2 separate regions of the Homo sapiens genome follow, and region 1 is linked to region 2. A link is a contact called in ENCODE Hi-C or POLR2A ChIA-PET data. All regions are on one chromosome and are shown on one strand. The core of a region is the stretch at or near the end of the contact, and the rest is flanking DNA. Distances in the headings are between cores, read along the strand shown.

The links. Hi-C counts contacts between places; a loop is a spot of excess contacts on that map. ChIA-PET counts read pairs that join two places held with the same protein, here RNA polymerase II (POLR2A).
Region 1: a map of cardiac septum shows a loop between it and region 2 (1.9-fold over the local background). The contact joins two enhancer-like sites. A Hi-C loop is called at or near these places in 1 of 168 maps with a recorded cell type or tissue (cardiac septum). POLR2A ChIA-PET finds 5 or more read pairs at or near these places in 2 of 52 experiments (OCI-LY7 and activated T-cell).

Annotation. Positions count from the first base shown.
Region 1 is chr9:18,984,336-18,987,296 of GRCh38, forward strand. The region is part of intron 1 of SAXO1 (stabilizer of axonemal microtubules 1); the gene reads right to left. Among named protein-coding and RNA genes, the nearest start is that of SAXO1, 47 kb to the right of the region's middle. Within about 2 kb of position 1,301, at least 2 of the 41 ENCODE cell types and tissues checked have a DNase peak (open chromatin) inside an H3K27ac peak, as active enhancers do.
Region 2 is chr9:18,701,448-18,704,735 of GRCh38, forward strand. The region is part of intron 13 of ADAMTSL1 (ADAMTS like 1); the gene reads left to right. Among named protein-coding and RNA genes, the nearest start is that of MIR3152, 130 kb to the left of the region's middle. Within about 2 kb of position 1,809, at least 2 of the 41 ENCODE cell types and tissues checked have a DNase peak (open chromatin) inside an H3K27ac peak, as active enhancers do.

The DNA of each region.
Region 1 (2,961 bases), core at 51-2,550, 280 kb after region 2:
GTCTGAAACTTTGAAGCCAGGCATTGACTTTTCCTCTCCAGCTATAAAAGTCCTAGATGGCATCTTCTTCCAATAGATAACTGTTTCATCTACACTGAAAATTTGTTGTGTTTAAAATAGCTGCCTTCACCAGTGATCTTAGCTAGATTTTCCGGATAACTTGCTGTAGCTTCTACATCAGCACTTCCTGCTTCAACTTGCACTTTTATGTTGTAAAGAAGGCTTCTTTCCTTAAACCTTGTGAACCAACTTCTGCTAGCCTCAAATATTTCCTCTGCAGCTTCCTCACCTCTTTCAGCCTTCACAGAACTGAAAAGAGTTAGGGCCTTGCTCTGGGTGTTAGGCTTTGGCTTAAGGGAATGTTGTGGCTGCTAAAACTTTCTCCATATCACTAAAACTTTCCCCATATCAGCAATAAGGCTATTTGCTTTCTCATCATTCATGCGTTCACTGGAGTAGCACTTTGAATTTCTTTCAAGAACTTTTCCTTTGCATTCACAGCTTGGCTGTTTGGCATAAGAGGCCTAGCTTTCAGCCTGTCTTGCCTTTCAATATGCCCTTAACTAAGCTTAATTGTTTTGAGCTGTTGATTTAAAGTGATAGAGGTGCGACTCTTCCTTTCACATAAGCACTTAGAAACCACTAAGTGCTTTAATTGCCCTAATTTCAATTATTTGTACTAATTTCAAATATTTGCCCTATTTTCAGATATTTTCAAATATTTGCCCTAATTTCAAATATTTGCCCTATTTCAATACTGTGTCTCAATGAATAGGGAGGCCCAAGGAGAAGGAGAGAGATGCGAGAATGGCCGATTGGTGGAGTAGTCAGAACACACACATATTTATCAGTTGTTTGCTGTCTTATACGGGCGTGGCTCATGGCACCCTAAAAGAATTTAAATAGTAACATCAAAGGTTAATCACAGATCGCCATAACAGACATAATAATTAAAAAGCTTGAAACAGTGTGAGAATTAGCAATATGTGACAGAGACATGAAGTGAGCGCATGGTATTGGAAAAACAGCAGACAGAATTCTTCAACACAGGGTTACCACAAACCTACATTAAAAAAACACACTATCTGCAAAGTGCGATAAAGCAAAGCACAGTAGAACAAGGTATGCCTATGCACACAGTGTAGCAATCAGAGCTGGCTAGGTTGTACATAGAGGTAAAATTCATTTTTTTGTTGGCTTTTTCTAAACAGAGCAGCAATTGACTGGAGTTACAGGGCTCCTCGAGTGTACTCTCCTGGCAAAGCTGCCCAAGGATGGGCAGAGACCCAGCACCTCACGATGGAGCCCAAGGGCCTCTGCAAGGAAAGGAGGTGAGAGCACGCAGAGCCACCACTCCGACTCCCCTGCCCTTTCTGTTCCGGCAGCTGCATTCCAAAGGCTAATGAGAACAAGGTGCAACATGGTTTAACAATTTTGATACATTCCTTAGCAAAACATAATTTCTTTAAAAACACATAGACTGCATTACAGTGACTCCATCAGGCAAGACACATGTCAGGGAAAAAGCATGAGAAAATTTGGCAGGTATGTCTAACGTGTCAATAAATTAAACAAAGTTTATTTTCACAAAACCAAATGGTCAGACTTGCTCATGGTTTCCTACCAAGAAGTAAGAATTACTCCCTAGAGACAGTAATCAAAGCACAATTAGACCAGGCCTGGAATTTTTTTAAATATACTATCCTTTCTTCACACATGATTGCACTTTCATTCTTAGCAGAGATCCTTAACTCAAAGAAATACTAATGGGCTTTTCTAGCTTTGGGTCCTTCTGTGATAATATGCAATCATAACACAGATTTTAAAAAAAGCAATTCATTTACAGCTACTACTACATATCCTTCACAATGTATCCATTCATTTATTCATTTAACAAATAATGGCATGGCCTATTGGGTTGGTCTTTTTCATACACAGACAAACAGAAAATCTTTTTTCCTAATAATGTCAAAATGTTTTAGCCCCTGGGCAGGAATTTATCACCCTTAGAATATTCCATTGAGGTCCTATTTGAGTAAAAGTTTTTTTAGTAAAATCAAACTATTTTAACAGGATAACTGTATTTTCAAAATGTAGTAAATGGTCAAAGAACAGAGAGACCAATCGAGGAAGGTAAACACAATTTTAAAACAAACCAGATTTAAGATGAATGATAGTATTTGCCACAGCAAATAAAATGGGAATTTGACCTTATGAAAAGAAGTGACATTTTTCCTGTAGCATAACAGAACTCAAGGAGTCTTCTCCAAAGGAGAAAAAAAAAAGGGGGGGCGGTTCCTCATCATCGTGTCTACAAAGACTGAAAGAAAAGTTTACCTGAAAATATCTACAAAATTCCAGAAAGATTCAATAGTAGGAAGCAAGGGGGCAAAGACTGTCACATACAGTTGTGCAGGTTGCATACTGCACAAGAGTGACACATCTAAGAGGGCACTGTTCACTTCAAAGACATTGTTAGGTTGTATATTCATTTTGACAATGTTTTGGGGACAACAGCAAAGGGCATTGTTTTAATAAAATCAGCATGACAATTTTCTGACAAATGGAAGTAAAATGTATTGAGGAAGGGGTGCCCGTTTCTAATTTGCATAAAGACTTCATGTGGGCTAGCTGTGTCCCAGATAAAGAAATGATGGTTAATAGATACAACACAATTCAGATGATTCCTTGGAACAAATTGCTGCATTGAATCAACTTTTCAACCCAATGCTTTGCACACAAGCACTCCATGAATGTTTATTAAATAAACAAAAAAACAGCAAAGTGATTGTCAGGCACAGTCCTCTCAGGTGATTAACAAGGATGTTACTGGAGACAGTGTCATGATTTCATTGCTATAGAAGCCAATTATCTCAGCACAGAGAAGAACTGGGAAACTTCAGATCTCACCCCTTCACCCAGGGAGAGCCGCATGTTTTCTCTCCCTCTTCCTCATACTCC
Region 2 (3,288 bases), core at 559-3,058:
GACTTCAGGCGATCCGCCCACCTCAGCCTCCCAAAGTGCTGAGATTACAGGCATGAGCCACTGTGCCCGATTTTAAACTCTAATTTTTCTCACATATTATTCAGTTTATTCCCTTCTCTTTTCTCACCCTACTGTCATGCCACCACTCACATACACAAACATACACCAAATCAAACAGGTAAAGAGAAATCCACAACCTCTATTGGCTCATGGCTTGAAATGTAATAAGATTGAAAACCTATACCTAAATTGAGTATTTTTAATGAGACTTCCTGCATGTTTCAATTTGCATTTTTAAATTAGGGCATGAAACTAGTGATAGCATCAAAATAAGACACCTATAAAGCTGTTTTTATTTTTAATAATCCCAATGATTTTTAAAACAAACATATATGAGAAAGGAAGAGAGAGGAAAGTAATAGGATAAAAGGAAAAGTTAATTTTCACATTGTATTACTCCATTTTCACATTGCTGAAAAGACATCTCTGAGACTGGGCAATTTACAAAAGAAAGAGGTTTAATTGGACTTACAGTTCCATGTGGCTGGGGAGGCCTCACAATCATGGTGGAAGGCAAGGAGGAGCAAGTCACATCTTACATGGATAGCGGCAGGCAAAAAAGAGAGCTCGTGCAGAGAAACTCCCACTTTTAAAACCATCAGATCTCATGAGACACATTCACTGTCATGAGAACAGCACAGGAAAGACCCGCCCCCATGATTCAATCATCTCCCATCAGGTCCCTCCCACAACACATGGGAATTATGAGAGCTACAAGATGAGATTTGGGTAGGAGCACAGAACCAAACCATATCAAATATGTTAGTTACAGGCCATGTAGACATACACCTAGAGGCTAGTGCTAGCTAATATCTGTGGTGACACGAGACTAATCAACCAAGAGTAAGTTGTTTTTGTTTATCAGTATATTAATAAAGTGATTATTTTTATTATTTCAGTGCATGCTTCTAACTCTATACTAGTCACTAATGAACTTTTAAACCATTTAGGGATTTTATAAGTGAATTTTATTGTCACTGTTTTCTATTTCATAAAAGAGACTATGGTAATTACTCTAATTAAAGAATATATTTTTTTCTTAATGAAAGGAACAATTAAGCTTGCAAATAGAAGGCCAGCCAGAAGCATTAATCATTCATTTGCCAGGTGTGGTTTGTTGTTGTTTTAATTTCCTGAGAAGGAAAGACTAAATACAGAATTCATATCAGTTACTTGTGAAGTTTACACCCATCTTTTAAAGAAATAATTTGTCAAACCATTCTTCATTCATCCAACAGTAGTGTTGCTAACAAAAAGAGTTTTTTTTTTTTTCAAGCCGGAGTCTCACTCTGTCACCCAGGCTGGAGTGCGGTGGCACGATCTTGGCTCACTGCAACCTCCACCTCCCGGGCCCAAGCAATTCTCCTGCCTCAGCCTCCCGAGTAGCTGGGATTACAGGTGCCTGCCACCATGCCCGGCTAATTTTTGTATCTTTATAGAGACAGGGCTTCACCATGTTGGCCAGGCTGGTCTCAGACTCCTGACCTCAGGTGATCTGCCTGCGTTGGCCTCCCAAAGTGCTGGGATCCCAGGCGTGAGTGCCCGGCCGACAAGAAGAATTTTTAAACTTCCCAAATTTTAACCTTTTTATTGTCCATTTTTACATGAAAGTGATTAATGTACTGATTTAAAAACAAAAAAAAATTTCCCTCTATTTTAAAGGTCCCTCTTTAAAGCTTCTAGCTCAGCAAGTGCTGTTCGAGATGAGACTTCTAAACATTAGAATTAAACCTCCTAACTCACTTGCCTGCCCTCTCACTGACCTCGCTTCCTCCCACTTGTGGCCAGAAAACTCAAGATAGTAAATACAGAGCTGGGAGATCTAGGGACTTGGGGAAAAGCCTCCTATGAAAAACAGTTATTATTCATTTGTCCATTTGCACTATCAGATATTTTTCTTTTGAAACATAATCTCCTGCCTTCAACAAAAGAGACTATATTATATTATACACTGTATGCACTAGAGAAATTAAGATGACTGCCAAAGGACAGCACCACTTAAAAACCAAATTGTTTTTAATTGGTGTGAACTCGATGAAGACCTAAGGATAGTGGATTGGGAGATAAGCCAGTGAGGCTGTTTTACATTTGATAAAACTCTCATTTGGGAGACATAAAACAGATGTTTATTGTTTTTGCTATTAACCCTAGATGTCTAGATAGTAAAAAATTACACACGTGCATGCGCACATACATATATATATATATATATATATATATATATATATGTTTTAATTGAAGCATGATGCCTTAAAATAACTTTCAACCATTGCAACAAGTTCATGGGGCTTCAGTAGAATGGCCTTTCTATTTTATGTGCTTTTGGTATATCTTCTTGGTTCTGGAATGACATCAAATGCAAAGTCATTTATATTATAGACAAGCAGAGCTAAGAGTCTAGTTTGTGCATCATTTATATTCTAGATCTTATCTGGGGCTCGCTTTGAAAACACAAATCAAGTTGGCTACTTGTCATATTCCATAAGCTTATATATGTGAAAAGAGATGGAAACTAAGACCTAAAATAAGTTTGAGGATTATCTATAGATCTCAATGCGTTTGTATCTCTACCAAATGTTTTTTTCTATAGCAGGGGTTGGAAAACTACAGTCCACAGGCCAAATCCAGACCCTTCCATCAGCATCCCATCACACCCTTTTTAAAACTAAAGTTTTATTGGAACACAGCCACACTAATTTGTTTACATATTTCATTCCACAATGGCAGAGTTGAGTAGCTGCAACAGAGTTCACGCAGTCCGCAAAATCTAAAATATTTTCAATCTGTCCCTTTATAGAAAAAGCTGGCCAGCCCTTGCCCTGTTATAATGGTTCCTAAAGAGGGCTCTTTATAAGCAACAGAACCATAATCCTTACTGCATAGAAAAAGCTGGTAGGGTGCAGTTCTTTTTGAGATCTTGCCATCTTTCTGATTCGAAAACAAAGTTTGGTACCACACTATTAAAGAAGTATTATTCATCACACCATTGTCAAAGTTAGCAGGCTAATCATTTGCTTTTGTGTCTTCTTACATACAAAATAGTTGAGCATGCATTTTCCTTTGTGTCTGCATCTGTGTGATAAAATTAAATGCTTGTGTATCTGTTATGATTCTTGTCACAGGAGCCAGGTAGGTGGATGTGGATGTGTAATAAAAGGGTTAAAATGATTTTGATAGCAGTTTTTGGTTTTATGTTCCTAAAAAGCTCCTGCAGGGGTCATTTTTTAA